Regions from separate parts of the Homo sapiens genome. Here region 2 is linked to region 1. Evidence: chromatin contacts called from ENCODE Hi-C or POLR2A ChIA-PET data. All regions are on one chromosome and are shown on one strand. Each heading gives the region's core, a stretch centred on a gene start or an enhancer-like site at or near the end of the contact. The rest is flanking DNA. Distances are from core to core; before and after follow the strand shown.

Evidence for each region. Hi-C counts contacts between places; a loop is a spot of excess contacts on that map. ChIA-PET counts read pairs that join two places held with the same protein, here RNA polymerase II (POLR2A). Pooled maps may share reads with other maps.
Region 2: a loop to region 1 is called in a pooled map, with 11 times the contacts of the local background. The contact joins two enhancer-like sites. A Hi-C loop is called at or near these places in 1 of 168 maps with a recorded cell type or tissue (mammary epithelial cell) and 10 of 50 pooled maps. POLR2A ChIA-PET finds 5 or more read pairs at or near these places in 8 of 52 experiments (H1, MCF 10A, Panc1 and 4 more).

Annotation. Positions count from the first base shown.
Region 1 is chr9:34,136,849-34,144,491 of GRCh38, forward strand. No RefSeq gene overlaps it. Among named protein-coding and RNA genes, the nearest start is that of DCAF12, 14 kb to the left of the region's middle. RefSeq lists a silencer at 6,701-6,892. Within about 2 kb of position 3,048, at least 3 of the 41 ENCODE cell types and tissues checked have a DNase peak (open chromatin) inside an H3K27ac peak, as active enhancers do.
Region 2 is chr9:34,248,602-34,256,244 of GRCh38, forward strand. UBAP1 (ubiquitin associated protein 1) reads left to right here. Exons shown (of 7, transcript NM_016525.5): 5 at 1,178-1,360; 6 at 2,057-2,158; 7 at 2,791-3,922. The coding sequence ends at 2,931. KIF24 (kinesin family member 24) reads right to left here. Exons shown (of 13, transcript NM_194313.4): 11 at 7,134-7,643; 12 at 6,471-6,564; 13 at 3,779-5,919. The coding sequence ends at 5,779. Among named protein-coding and RNA genes, the nearest start is that of UBAP1, 73 kb to the left of the region's middle. RefSeq lists a silencer at 4,547-4,596 and an enhancer at 5,798-6,997. Within about 2 kb of position 5,035, at least 21 of the 41 ENCODE cell types and tissues checked have a DNase peak (open chromatin) inside an H3K27ac peak, as active enhancers do.

The sequences.
Region 1 (7,643 bases), core at 1,798-4,297:
TCCCTCTCCCTCTCTTTCCACGGTCTCCCTCTGATGCCGAGCCGAGGCTGGACTGTGCTGCTGCTATCTCCGCTCACTGCAGCCTCCCTGCCTGATTCTCCTGCCTCGGCTTGCCGAGTGCCTGCGATTGCAGGCACGCGCCGCCACGCCTGACTGGTTTTCGTATTTTTTTGGTGGAGACGGGGTTTCGCTGTGTTGGCCGGGCTGGTCTCCAGCTCCTGACCGCGAGTGATCCGCCAGCCTCGGCCTCCCGAGGTGCCGGGATTGCAGACGGAGTCTGGTTCACTCAGTGCTCAATGTTGCCCAGGCTGGAGTGCAGTGGCGTGATCTCAGCTCGCTACAGCCTCCACCTCCCAGCCGCCTGCCTTGGCCTCCCAAAGTGCCGAGATTGCAGCCTCTGCCCTGCCGCCACCCCGTCTGGGAAGTGAGGAGCGTCTCTGCCTGGCCGCCCATCATCTGGGACGTGAGGAGCCCCTCTGCCTGGCTGCCCAGTCTGGAAAGTGAGGAGCGTCTCTGCCCGGCCGCCATCCCATCTAGGAAGTGAGGAGCACCTCTTCCCGGCCACCATCCCATCTAGGAAGTGAGGAGCGCCTCTTCCCGGCCGCCATCCCATCTAGGAAGTGAGGAGCGTCTCTGCCAGGCCGCCCATCGTCTGAGATGTGGGGAGCGCCTCTGCCCCGCCGCCCCGTCTGGGAGGTGAGGAGCATCTCTGCCCGGCCGCCCCGTCTGAGAAGTGAGGAGCCCCTCCGCCCGGAAGCCGCGCCCTCTGAGAAGTGAGGAGCGTCACCGCCCGGCAGCCACCCCGTCCAGGAAGGAGGTGGGGGTCACCCACCGCCAGGCCAGCCGCCCCGTCCAGGAGGGAGGTGGGGGGGTCAGCCCCCCGCCCGGCCAGCCGCCCCGTCCGGGAGGTGAGGGGCGCCTCTGCCCGGCCGCCCCTACTGGGAAGTGAGGAGCCCCTCTGCCCGGCCAGCCGCCCGGTCCGGGAGGGAGGTGGGGGGGTCAGCCCCCGTCCGGCCGGCCGCCCCGTCCGGGAGGGAGGTGGGGGGGTCAGCCCCCCCGCCCGGCCGGCCGCCCCGTCCGGGAGGGAGGTGGGGGGGTCAGCCCTCTACCCAGCCAGCCGCCCCGTCCGGGAGGGAGGTCGGGGGGGTCAGCCCCCTGCCCGGCCAGCCGCCCCTTCCGGGAGGTGAGGGGCGCCTCTGCCCGGCTGCCCCTACTGGGAAGTGAGGAGCCCCTCTGCCCGGCTAGCCGCCCGGTCCGGGAGGGAGGTGGGGGGGTCAGCCCCTCGCCCGGCCAGCCGCCCCGTCCGGGAGGTGGGGGGCGCCTCTGCCCGGCCGCCCCTACTGGGAGGTGAGGAGCCCCTCTGCCCGGCCACCTCCCCGTCTGGGAGGTGTGCCCGGCAGCTCATTGAGAACGGGCCATGATGACAATGGCGGTTTTGTGGAGTAGAAAGTGGGGAGAGGTGGGGAAAAGAGTGAGAAATCGGATGGTTGCCGTGTTTGTGTAGTAGGAGGTAGACATGGGAGACTTTTCATTTTGTTCTGTACTAAGAAAAATTCTTCTGCCTTGGGATCCTGTTGATCTGTGACCTTACCCCCAACCCTGTGCTCTCTGAAACATGTGCTGTGTCCACTCAGGGTTAAATGGATTAAGGGCGGTGCAAGATGTGCTTTGTTAAACAGATGCTTGAAGGCAGCATGCTCGTTAAGAGTCATCACCATTCCCTAATCTCAAGTACCCAGGGACACAAACACTGCGGAAGGCCGCAGGGTCCTCTGCCTAGGAAAACCAGAGACCTTTGTTCACTTGTTTATCTGCTGACCTTCCCTCCACTATTGTCCTGTGACCCTGCCAAATCCCCCTCTGTGAGAAACACCCAAGAATGATCAATAAAAAATAAATAAATTAAAAAAAAAAAAAAAAGGTTACACGCTAAAAAAAAAAAAAAAATTAGCCAGGTGTGGTGGTGTGCACTTGTAGTCCCAGCTATTGGGGGTGGGGCTGAGGTTAGAGGTTTTTTAGAGCCCAGGATGTGCAGTTTGCAGTGAGACCTGTCTCAAAACAACAATCAAAAACCATTTCCAAGAAATAAATGCAATAAATATTGTGATGTTCCCTCTCTGTGTGTGTATTCTTACCACCTACTTGTGTGCTTATTTATTGAAATAAAATTGCAGACATAAATTTTTCCCTGTTGGTTTTTTGTTTGTTTGTTTGTTTGCTTTCTGAGACAGAGTCTTGCTCTGTTGTCCAGGCTGGAGTGCAATGGCACGATCTCGGCTCACTGCAACCTCCGCCTCCCGGGCTCAAGCAATTCTCCTGCCTCATCCTCCCAAGTAGTTGGGATTACAGGTGCCCATCACCCTGCCTGGCTATTCTTTTGTGTTTTTAGTAGAGATGGGATTTCACCATGTTGGCCAGGCTGGTTTTGAACTCCTGACCTCAAAGATCCGCCTGCCTCAGCCTCCCAAAGTGCTGGGATTACAGGTGTGAGCCACTGCGCCTGGCCCCTATTGTTTAAATATAGTAATTTTATGAGAACTTACCTATTTTATTTTTGTATCTATTAAAAACATCATTTTTGGCTGGGCATGGTGGTTCACACCTGTAATCATAGCACTTTGGGAGGTAGAGATGGGTGGATCACTTGAGGCCAGGAGTTCGAGACTAGTCTGAGCAACATGATGAAACCCTGTTTATACAAAAAAATACGAAAATTAGCTGGGCATGGTGGCGTGCATCTGTAGTCCCAGCTACTTGGGAGGCTGAGGTGGAGAATCACCTAAGCCTGGGGAGGTGGAGGTTGCAGTGAGCTACAATTGCACCACTGCACTCCAGCCTGCGCAACAGAGTGAGACCCACTCTCCAAAAAAAAAAAAAAATTTTTTTCAAAGTAAAAAAAGTAATCTAATAGAGGAAAATGCTCCAGTCAGAGTGGCTTGGAATCTGTTTTAGTTCATAAAACTAGGGGCTGAGGTGAGAAAAAGAGGCTGAAACAAGCTGCTGCCCTCTGCTGCCTGGGACAGCAGCTTTTGTAACTCTCATACCCAGGAACCAGGCCAACATAGACATGGCCACAAAACCAGGATCTGTGCCAAACATACAGGGCCATGACTGAATTCACAAAAACCCTAGATAAGGATGGTGAGAGCAGTGAGAAAGAAGGTTATAGCAAAACAAAACAGAACGAAATTGCAAAACTTCCCACTCTAAGATGAACCTGCAAATAAATTTCCTCAACTTATTAAAATTAATTGTAGACAGGACAAATTCCCCAACACCAACACCAAAAAAAAAAAAAAAAAAAAAACCAACCAAAAAAACAAACAAAGTAAAATCCTCCATAATTAGGAGGGTAATTCACTATAGATAAATGCAAAGAAAAGAACAATCTTTAAAAGACCTTTTTCACAGATACTCTCAATCTAAGAAAAAAACAACAGAAATAAAAGGCTTCAACACAAGTATGCCTTGGATCCTCAAAGGGATAAAGGAAGAATAACAAATTGAATAAACGTAAAAAGAGATCTCGCGCATTGGCTCATGCCTATAATCCCAGCACTGTGGGAGGCCAAGACAGGAGGATCATTTGAGGCCAGGGGTTTGAGAACAGCCTGGGAGATATAGTGAGACCCTGTCTCTAAATAAATAAAGAAAGAAAGAACACATATTCTTTGATTCATCTCCCTCTGGGAAGTACAGCTCAATTTCTCTCTTATTCAGTATTGCCTGGACTCAGTGACTCACTTCTAATGCATAGAATTTGGAAAGGGAAAAATAGCAACTGCACAATGGAGATACCACCTTAACCAAGTGATCAAGTTAACCTAAATAATAATGTCAGACTGATATCTTATAACCCCTTATATGATGTGATGAGAAGGGCACTTTACCTCTGTAGCATTCTTCCCCAAAATCTATAACCCTAGCTTAACAGAAAACATCAGATAAAAACCTAAATTGAGGAACATTAGACAAAATAACCTGCCCAGTACTCTTTAAAAATGCCAAGGTCATGAGACAATGAAAGACTGAGTACAGTCACGGATTTGAGACTTGACAACTAGATTCAACATGGTGTCTTGGATTGGATTCTGAACAGAAAAAAAGAAAAAAGAAAAATTAAGGAAATCTGAATAAAGTTAATAGTATTATATCAAGTTTAGTTTCTTACTTTTGATAAATGTCTCAGTTATGCAAGACATTACGTAACTGTTAACATTAGGGAAAGCTGGGTGGAGGATAAACAAGAATTTGCTATGCTATCTCTGAAGCTCTTCTGTAAATCTAAAATTATTTCAAAATGAAAACTTTAAAAATTAAAAATAAATGAATCAATTAGAAATCCTGAAAATAATTTCCTAAATGAAAAAAGTAAGTTATTGGTAATAAACCCTCAATAAACTAGATATACATTATCTTAGATGGACATAGACAAACAGAGTGTTAGTGAATTAGAAGATGGTTCTAAGGAAGTGGCTTAGAGAACAGCATACAAATTGACCAGGCACAGTGTTTCACGCTTGTAATCCTAGCACTTTGAGAGGCCGAGGTGGGCGAATCACCTGAGGTCAGGAGTTCGAGATCAGCCTGGACAACATGGTGAAACCCCATCTCTACTAAAAAATACAAAAATTAGCCAGACACAGTGGCGCATGCCTGTAATCCCAGCTACTCAGGAGGCTAAGGCTGGAGAATAGCTTGAACTGGGGAGGCGGATGCTGCAATGAGCCGAGATTGCACCACCGCACTCCAGGCCAGGCAACCGAGCGAGACTCCATCTCAAAAAAACCGAAAAACAAAAATTAGCTTGGTGTGGTGGCAGGTGCCTGTAATCCTAGCTGCTCAGGAGGCTGAGGCAGGAGAATCACTTGAATCTGGGAGGTGGAGGTTGCAGTGACCCGAGATCACACCATTACGCTCCAGCCTGGGTGACAGAGGAGACTCCACCTCAAAGAAAAAAAAAAGAGAGAACAACATAAAAAGATAGAAATTGAGTATAATAAAAAGGCATGGAGGTTAGAAGTGGCATTATTGAAAATGGCAGAGTAGGGGATCCATTTCTCCCCAGAAACACTGAAAAACTTGGCAAAACCTGTTGGAATTCAACCTTATCAGAATGCTAGGAGACAGTTAAAAGTTTACAGCAACGGGCCGGGTGCTATGGCTTATGCCTGTAATCCCAGCACTTTGGGAGACTGAGGCGGGTGGATCACCTGAGACCAGGAGTTCAAGATCAGCCTGACCAATATGGTGAAACGCTGTCTCTACTTAAAATACAAAAATTAGCTGGGCGTGGTGGCGTGCGCCTGTAGTCCCAGCTACTTGGGAGGCTGGGGCAGGAGAATTGCTTGAACCTGGAAGGAGGGGATTGCAGTGAGCCAAGATTGTGCCACTGCACTCCAGCCTGAGCGACAGAGTGACACTCCATCTCAAAAAAAAAAAAAAAAAGAAAAAGAAAAGTTTACAGCAACCAAATGCTTAACCAAGAGAAAGGCCACTGAAGCAGCTAAGATTTTTGTGGTATTTTAGCTTACCTTAGCCCCATCCCCTCCTTAGAGAAGCAGTGATCTTAGAGCCAGCAGCTTGTGTTCCCTGTTCAGATACCTCGTTCTAGAGAGAGCAGAGTGGACCTTGTTCCTATGGAATAGGATTTGATTTTTTTTTTTTTTTTTTTTTTTTTTTTTTTGAGACTGAGTTTCGCTCTTTCACCCAGGCTGGAGTGCAATGGTGTGATCTCAGCTCATAGCAGCCTCTGCCTCCCGGGTTCATGCCATTCTCCTGCCTCAGCCTCCCAAGTAGCTGGAATTACAGGTGCCCGCCACCACGCCCAGATAATTTTTGTATTTTTAGTAGAGAGGGGGTTTCACCATGTTGGCCAGGCTGGTCTCAAACTCTTGACCTCAGGTGATCCACCCACCTTGGCCTTCCAAAGTACTAGGATTACAGGTGTGAGCCGCCGCGCCGGCCCAGGATTTGTCTTTTGAACCTAACTAGGGTTTCTCTTTGTTGTAACTAACTTGGAACTCTGCTAGGATAGAGCAGCTACACAGACTTTTCCTAAAAGCAATTAAGAACAAATGAATGAACTGCTATGGGCTGGGCAAAACAAACAATCAAAAAAACAGCTAGATCAAACAACAGACATGTTGAAAGCCTGAGAGGAAAATCCAGAGAATGATATTTTGGGGGAGAATAAGAGCTTTGAAAGTTTTCTATGTTTACAGGGGAATCTAGAAAGCCACACACATGCCAAGAGAAGGACACATGCTTAGAGAAAAACTGGGAAGACCATGAGTTTTCACCTCTGCCTGATTTTTAGACTCAGTGCAAGCAAGAAGTGGAGGTTTAGACAGAGTTGCAAACAGCATGGCTAAGCATAGAAGGAGTGATTCAACATAGAGCCAATCTGCAAAGACCTGGAAATTTTTCTTTTCTTTTGTACTGCTTTTTTCCTTCCCTTATTTCCTTTTCTCCAGGCATTTAAGGAAACATCTGGCAAACCACAGTAAAAAAAAAATATGGTTATGTAAGAGAAGGTTCTGGCTTTTTTTTTTTTTTTTTTTTGGAGGCTGAGTCTCGCTCTGTTGACCATGCTAGAGTGCAGTGGTGTGATCTCGGCTCAACCTCTGCCTCCCAAGCTCAAGCAATTCTTGTGCCTCAGCCTCCTGAATAGCTGGGACTACAGGCCCCCACCACCACGCCCAGCTAATTTTTTGTATTTTAGTAGAGACAGGGTTTCACCATGTTGCCCAGGGTGGTCTTGAACTCCTGAGTTCAGTCAATCCACCTGCCTCGGCCTACCAAAGTGCTAGGATTGCAGGCGTGAGCCACAGTGCCCGGTTGGTCCTTGCTTTTAAGAAACCAACACTGGGCCGGGCGCGGTGGCTCACGCCTGTAATCCCAGCACTTTGGGAGGCTGAGGCAGGCGGATTACGAGGTCAGGAGATCGAGACCATCCTGGCTAGCACGGTGAAACCCCATCTCTACTAAAAATACAAAAAAAAAAATTAGCCGGGCATGGTGGCAGGCGCCTGTAGTCCCAGATACTCGGGAGGCTGAGGCAGGAGAATGGCGTGAACCCGTGAGGCAGAGCTTGCAGTGAGCCAAGATCACACCACTGCACTCCAGCCTGGGTGACAGAGCAAGACTCTGTCTCAAAAAAAAAAAAAAAAAAAGAAACGAACACTGAAATACAGTACTTAGGAGTTTTCAACTTTCCAACATTCTAATATTTCCAATTTATTGTCAGAGAAGTGAAAAAGATTCATTCCTTTAGCAATCATTTCTTAGGCCCTACTGTGTGATACGTGTGGTGGGTGGGCAGAGATGTGACCTGGTCCTCCTCCCTGTCCTTAAGGAGCTCATAGACTAGTAGGGAACCCATCCAACTAAAGCACTTGATAGTCTAAGGACCATAAGGAGTATGAACAGAGCTGTGGGAGCTCAGCAGAGGAAGAAGATCAAGAATGGCTCCTTAAAAGAAGTCACATAGGCCTAATGCTGTGGCTCACATCTGTAATCCCAGCACTTTGGGAGGCCGAGGCGGATGGATCACCTGAGGTCAGGAGTTTTGAGGCCAGCTTGGCCAACATGGCAAAACTGCCTCTCTACTAAAAATACAAAAATTAGCTGGACATAGTGGT
Region 2 (7,643 bases), core at 3,785-6,284, 110 kb after region 1:
GTGACTCTTGTACCATAATGACAGCCCTGTGCTTGGGCTGCTGAGTGTGTGCTGTGGGTGAGATGGTTAAGCACCAACAGAATGGGCTCTGAGGCCTATAGCCATCCTGGCTTTCCCCAGCAGACTTTGAGGAGAGCATCTGGTTACATCTGTATAATTTCGAACTTGCTTCTAGGACAGAGGGCTTCCTACCACCTAACCATGCTCCCTCTCCCCACCAATAAAACAAGGAAATAAAAAAATTTTTGTGTGAACATCTTCCCTGGTTCTTGGGACCTGCGCCAAGCTGTAAAAGGGCTTGTGACCTCGTTCCTGTGGTCAGTGGGTCCTTTGGCCTGGGAGTGTGCTGTCTTCCTGCCTTGGGCTTGATTTGTGATCAGAAGTGGTGGGGGAGTTAATCACGGCACTCTGTACGCCTATCCGACTGGGGTTAGTAAGTTCCAGTGGCAGGGAGCAGGCTGCCTGTAGCTGGTGGGCAGGTCCCTAGAGTCCAGATTCCAGTCTGTGGGATCCAGCCTGGTGTGGCTAGTATGCCTTCTGTCCTGGCACTGTAGGATGGCAGCTTTGGCAGGAAACGAAGCACAGTACATGATGTAGGGCAAAGGTGTGGAGTACCCTCAAAACCCTGGGTTCCTGAGCTGTCCAGGTTCCTAAGCTGTCCATGCATGGGAACCACACTCACAGCCTCTGCCGAAGAGTAGAGACTTTGGGATAGAGTTAGCTCCAAAGTGGGAGTATTTGAAGTGAAAAATGATGCCTCAGAACTGATACTTCAGCCTGGGAAAGGGATAATGCTGGAGAGAAATCGCAGCCAGCTTGGACATCAGTCCCGGGGGCAGCCACAGCTTCTTTCTTCAACTCAAATCCTGGAGATTTGGGCATGCAAGGGCCTGTCGTGTTGTGGCGCTTTCTCAATCACCAAAGTGGGACTAGGGCAGAGCAGGACAGCCACAATTGCAGGTGACCTCCCACCTTTTTCCCTCTCAGCTGGCACTCCCCTACCCCTCTTTGTTCCTTTTCAGGGTGTCTGACCAGCAACCTGGCGATTTCTTCCAACCTGACCGCTTTTCTTGGGGCTTGAATAGTGTCAGAAATGCCAACCCCTGGACTAGGCTGCCTCAGTGACTTCTTTGGGGGCCCAGGTCTTCTTGCCTTAATCTTCTTGTTTTTCCACTAGGTCACCCCTCCTAATTTCTCAGTGTCACAAGTGCCCAACATGCCCAGCTGTCCCCAGGCCTATTCTGAACTGCAGATGCTGTCCCCCAGCGAGCGGCAGTGTGTGGAGACGGTGGTCAACATGGGCTACTCGTACGAGTGTGTCCTCAGAGCCATGAAGAAGAAAGGAGAGAATATTGAGCAGGTGAGCGGTTGGTCAGCCAGGAGGGCAGGCTCAGACCTGTGGAGCTGGAGTAGTGTCCTCCCCTGTCCTAGAGCCCCTCAGACTTGTAGCACCAACCTCCTTTCCTGTGGGTTTGTGAGGACACGGGGCATGTTTTGGGGAAAGCCAGCAGCCTTGGGAGCAGTACTTCTTTTGGAAGCTATTCCGGGACCCAGGCTGAGAGACAGCTTTGGGAGAATTGGAGCTGTTCTCCAACTACCCCCTCCTTTCTCTGCCTCTCCAAAAGGGGCAGAGCTAGGCTTGGGGTATGGTCAAATGTCTCTTTCCAGGAATTTTCATCCTGTCATCTATGCCCAGAGTGTTGAATTAGGGTACTGGAGTGTTAGACCTTGGTGACATTTTCTGACTTGGGCTGTTTTCTTAGAGTAGCCGCCTGCCCAGGCTGTGGAGTTGACCATTCTGGTGGGCGTGTCAGCTGTGGCTGCAACTCCTTTGGAAAATGCCTGCTCCTGTTTAGAAGGCTGTGCCTGTGTTCATTAAAGAGTCACTGGGGTCCTGTTGTGTTGGACACAGTCAAGGCACAAAATCAAATCCTATCCAGTATCTGACGGCCTGGGTGGGGCGGAGAACGGACTTCACACACTAGTTTGTTGAGGTCTCTTGGAAAGCACAGCAAAGAGCAGCAGTAGGTGCTAAACCCCTTGTTTCTTTTCTTAGATTCTCGACTATCTCTTTGCACATGGACAGCTTTGTGAGAAGGGCTTCGACCCTCTTTTAGTGGAAGAGGCTCTGGAAATGCACCAGTGTTCAGAAGAAAAGGTGGGAATCTTCATGTTTCTTGGGAACCCTCTGGAAAAGGAGGGACCAAGTATCCATCCTGGTTTTCTCCCTTGGCCCACACACAACCTTTTTGCTTTGCCAGTGACTACAGGTACAAGTATTTGAAGGGCAGAATCTCCCAAGTATTCAGACAGGCCGAGGCCTGCGTTTGGCTTGGTGGTTGAAGCATTGGGTTGAAAACTTCAGAATCCCAGTGAAGGGAAGGGAATATTGGCCTGGGCTAAAAGCCAAACTTCTTAGATGATTAGGGAGGGAGATTGCTGGACTTTTTGCCTAGACTGCTCTTTGAAGAGCAGCCATTTCTGGGTTCAGTATCCTTCCTTGGTGGGAAGATGGATGTGGGTGGTGGGACCCAGACAGAGCTCAGCAACAGTGAGCTGGGACTGGGCTGACTCCTGAAGGTTGATGGCCGTCACCAAACCCGTTTGCCTTGGCTTCCACCACAGCCCACCTCTGCTTGCTAGGGGACCTTATGGAGACTCACGGGGCTCTGGGGGAAGGATGTAGACATTCTGCTCTCCCCCAGTCCCCGTCCCACACACACACTCCTTCACTCAGCTGTGCTGTGACCCCACCCTTTTCTTTAATCTGTGTTCTCTTCTCTCCCTTAGATGATGGAGTTTCTTCAGTTAATGAGCAAATTTAAGGAGATGGGCTTTGAGCTGAAAGACATTAAGGAAGTTTTGCTATTACACAACAATGACCAGGACAATGCTTTGGAAGACCTCATGGCTCGGGCAGGAGCCAGCTGAGACCAGGCCCTGCCTAGGCCCTGCCGCAGAACCACCATCCCTGGGAGGCCCTGCAGAGCCCACCTGTGGGGAAAGAGAAGGGGCAGCTTCCGGATTTTCTTTTGGGGGTTAGAAGGTCAGGTGTGGAGACTGCTCGCCAGTCTCTGTGAGCCTAGGCCCTGAGCTGGGGAGGTGGGGAAGATTCGGGCATGTGAGTGCCCCCAGAACTGTCCTGGCTCCTTCCGTATTAAACGCATTTGCATTTTGAGAAGTGTCCTTCCCACTTCAGCCCTCCGGAGAGACTACCCTAGTCTTTCTGGGGTGTTTATGTCCTCAGCTGAAGCCTGGCCTAGTTGCTGAGAGGGGCTGGGGAGATGGGGCGGGAGGGCCAGACTCAGTGCTGCTGTGGAGCTAGGTGCTTCCCCCTTCCCCTGAGACTGGTGGACTGAACTCCAGTCAAGTTGAGTTCAAGTGAAAGATTCTTCCAGGGTTTTATTTTTTCCCCTCCTAACAAAGTCTCATAGTGTTAACACTGGTTCTGCAATATCTCTGAGGTGCAAAGAATGCACTTTTCCCTATGGGGCCCAGAGTTTGCCTTTTCTGCCAGGCAGTCACCATGCTTCCCTACCCCAGCCTGTTTCTTTTGGCTTGGTTTGGACCACAGTCCTCTGCTACCCAGGGTTTTAGAGCCCCTGCTCTAGGAAACAGTTTAAGAAATCATTGGCCCCTTCCCAGCACATTGAATGGGTAAGCAGACAGGCCATGATTTAGTTGGCCAGCACTAACTCCACCTCTGTTCTCCTTGAACAGCTTCCCCTCCAGCCCACTGCTTTAGGATGACACAATGAATAACACCTAGTCATAGAAATCAGTCTCTCTGGTTTGTTTTGTATTATGTTGTACATCATTAAAGATCTAAATACAAAGGATATACAGTCTTGAATCTAAAATAATTTGCTAACTAACTATTTTGATTCTTCAGAGAGAACTACTAATAAAAATCTAAAAGGTATGTCTTGGTGTGATAACTTCTTTATTACCAAGGCTGTTTTATGGGAGTGGGGGGGCCATGTGGTGTATAAAGAGATTTCTTGCTTAGATTTGCTGGGGATAGAATAGGACCTAACCGTTTTCTATTTCGGAGCTTTCTTCCCACTTCAGACCTGTCCTCGTTTTTGGTTTGCAAAGGCAAGCCTAGACTGAGTCTTTTAAACCTGGCCCAGCTCCGTCTGTGGACCAAGGACGTAGGCCTTCCTGACTGTGGAGTTGGGATAGGCTGGGCCTTCAGGGGGATCACCCAGTAAAAGAGGAAGAAGCCCTTTTACTGTGAGCAGCAGGCATTTATGCATCATTTGCCACAAGCAGAGGATGGGATTTAAACTGTTTCACCAGCTCTCAGTGGTGCTGTTGTATATGATGATAGAATAGGGTTCATTCCTAAAGTAAGTAAGTTTTTGTCCTTGACCTTAATACTGTGCCATTGTCCCACTTGAGCTTTTGGCTAGACTGGGTCTTTGAAGGTTTTTAGTGATCATGTGAGGGAGGGGCCGCAGTGCCCTGCAGCCGGGAAGCACCAATAAGGATGCCCCCTGGCGGTCAGATGAGGCACTGTCAGGCTGACAAAGGGTGACTGGACCAGGCTGCTAGTGTCTCAAGAGAGCCATTTAACCCTCTTCTTGGCCTTTTAATTAAGCCCTCCTTTTAAAACCGTAAAAAGTTATCCTTTATCTGAAGGAAATAAAGGCTCACATAGTAATGGGCGTTCGGGCCAAGGCCGTGACTCATGAATCTCCATTTGACCCAGAGTGGCTTTAAAGTAATTGGCACCTGGAGGCTACTTTGTCTTCCCTGTCCTGAGCTGCTTCCTGCTAAAAAGATACACAGCAGGCAGAACTTGGCTGAAGGTTTGTGTGTGAATTCTGTTTCAGAGGCCTCAGACTGTTGAACAGAGCACTCTGTTCAACTGCCAAGGTTCCCAACACAGACCCCTGAGAGGCAGGGTGGCTGGGCAGGGTGAACTGGATGAAGGCCAGGCTAGGAGATGGACTATTCCATGAGGGGGCTGGGTAGTGAGGTGTCCCAGATAGGAGCCAGGAGCTGCCATGGAAGCATGAGAGTATCGGGCATTGTACAGAGGCCTTTCACCCGAGCAAAAGTCAGGAGAAAAATTGATGTGTGACACAGGCACCCTCTTCTGCCTCAACACTGGATTGCAGGAAGGGAAGGGAGCTGTAAATATAAGGCCTGTCTCACATCTGCTGCTGTCAGTGACACATCAAGTCAAGGTTTATGCTATTTACATTTTCAAAAACGCCTCTAAATCCCCAAATCAATCTCCAAGGGCTGATGGGGCAGAGCTCACCCCACCCCTGTCCCCCTAGCACCAATGGTTAAGTTTGGGCCAGTGTTTAGTCTTCTAAGTTAGGCACAGAATTCAGCTGGTGAAGCCTCTGGTCTCAGCATGTTGTCTTCTCTGTCTTGTGACCTCTGACCTCTAGGCTACCACTGACCACCCCATCCTCTGATCCCCAAACTTAGAAACTTCAGGGTTATTAGACCCAAATATATTCCCACAGGCAAGGGGTTAGTTAATCATATTCTCTAGGCACAAGGGAAAGGCATTAGGTTCTTCGGCCTGGCCCACCCTTGGAGGCACTCCTGTGCATGGAACTGAGGGACAGGGGCCTGTCCCTGAGGGAGAAGCTGGGACCTATCTGAAGCCACGTGGGGCTGGGGTGACGCTAGCATAGGCAGGACCAGCGTGTGGGTTCTGGTGTGTGCAGGGAGGACCTGGCAGAGGCTCCTCCAGCCTGAGAGCCCAGCACAGACTCCTGCAGGGCCCCCACCATCTCGGCACAGGGTCTGGCTCTAAGACGGCACTGTTCCCTCAGGGGCTGCGGTGGGCCCGTGGCAGGTGAGATAGAGCTGCAGCTGGCTCCTCAGACTCTGGATACACTTGGATTTCAGAACCATGATTTCATCCAGCTGGGTCACAAAATCTTCAAAATCCTGAGAAGGAAACAAGGGACGAATACAGCTTTTGCTCTTGCTGGCGCTCTGCCAGATCTGCTTTTTCAGTCCCTCCTCTGGCAGGAAAGTTTCAGAACCCAGGCCACTCTTCCAGCGGGAGAACATGTAGGATAGTTGCTATGGCACAGGGTGGGGCCTGCTGCTCTGCATTCGAGACACTTTCCAAGCAGAGGAGTATTTTGTAAGGCAGAAGGGTATTTGGTAGAAATACCTACGTGTGGTAGGCAGCAGACTGGTCACTGTTAGTCACAGGGAGGGGCCCCGACAAACCGCTAGGAAGGCAGAGCAGCTGAGGATAGAGGCTGGAAACATTTTAGCCTGGAAAAGGCGAGTGTTGCACCATCTCCCACCTGTACCTATACTCAAGATGTCTCAAAGGCGTGGCAAGAGGAGGTGTGAGGCCTCAGTTATGGTTAGTGTGTGCCAGGAGACCCTTTCCCCACACACAGCCACAGCAAACAAGGATGACCATCAAATTAGCTGCAGGCTAATTCCCAACAGCCTGTGAGTGTCCAGCCAGGGCTACTTACATTAGAAGCCAGCTGGCTCATCAGCGTCTCCTCCTTGAAGCCGAGCTCAGCCATTTCATCCAGCTGTTCCTGGTGTGCTCGGATGACCACCTGCCTGGGAACACCAGAGAGAACACTGTGATCTTCCTGGCCTCCCAGCCTCTCCTGGGTAGCTTTCTGGAGGTGATCTCATTTGTAAGCTGAGAGCTGCCTCTGCCGAAAATGGTCAAGGTTTTCACCAAGGCCAGCTTACCAACCAGCTCCCCCTCACCTGCTCTTTCTCAGGATTAGGTAAGGAATTACGGAGTACCAACGAGATACAGGGAGGGAGACAGGGGCTTCCCAAGTTGTCTCCTGCCTCCCCAGCTGTACTGAGGGGGCAGGGCTGGGTGCTGCTGCTCTTCCACAGGAGCTGCCCATTTCCCACAGCTTCCCTGCAGAAAGGCTCTCAAGGCTGTGACTGCAACTGGCATACTTGGCACAAGATGGAGCCTATTGCCTGGTCTGCTATCATTTCTACTTCCTGTGGAGGGCCCGGGACCAAAGCAGAGGGTTGGAGCTAGAAGCAGACTAGCTCACCTGCGTACCCCTGCATGGCTTCTCTTTGTCCATGACAAAACAGTAAGCTGGAGTGGAGGGTGGGTGCCAAAGGGGCTCAAGTCTTAGGGAAAGTGTCCAACTTACTGCGCTTGCTCCAGGGTGGGCTGACGGAGTGTCCCTGCAGTCTTGGGAGAGCAGCTGGGAACCAAGGGAGAACTTGGCCTTGCTAAGCACCTTGAGATCGGCCTGGGTTTGAGCCATGTGACATTTTCACTGTTGCAGGGCAACTTGATGGGGTCTGTGGACAAACCAAACTCCTGCCAACCAAGCCTTGTAGGATGTTTTCTCTCCTGGGCCCAGAGCTGGTCAGCCACATCACTACTTCCTGTTCGTGGGGTGAGTGTAGGTCCAGAATGGGGTACCCCCATATGTATGGTGGTGAAGGGCTTTCCTGGGAAACCCCAGGAGCCATCCAGCCCCGTCTCCTCTGCATCAGCATCATACTGCTCACTACCCATGTGTTCGTGGGAGAAAAGTACAGTCTCTCTGCTCTGGCAGGCCTCTCCTAGGTCTGCCTCCCTGCTGGGCAGCTTGTCAGCTGGGTGCTGACGGATGGGTGATGGGGACAGAGCTGGAAGATCACCACCAGGCTTA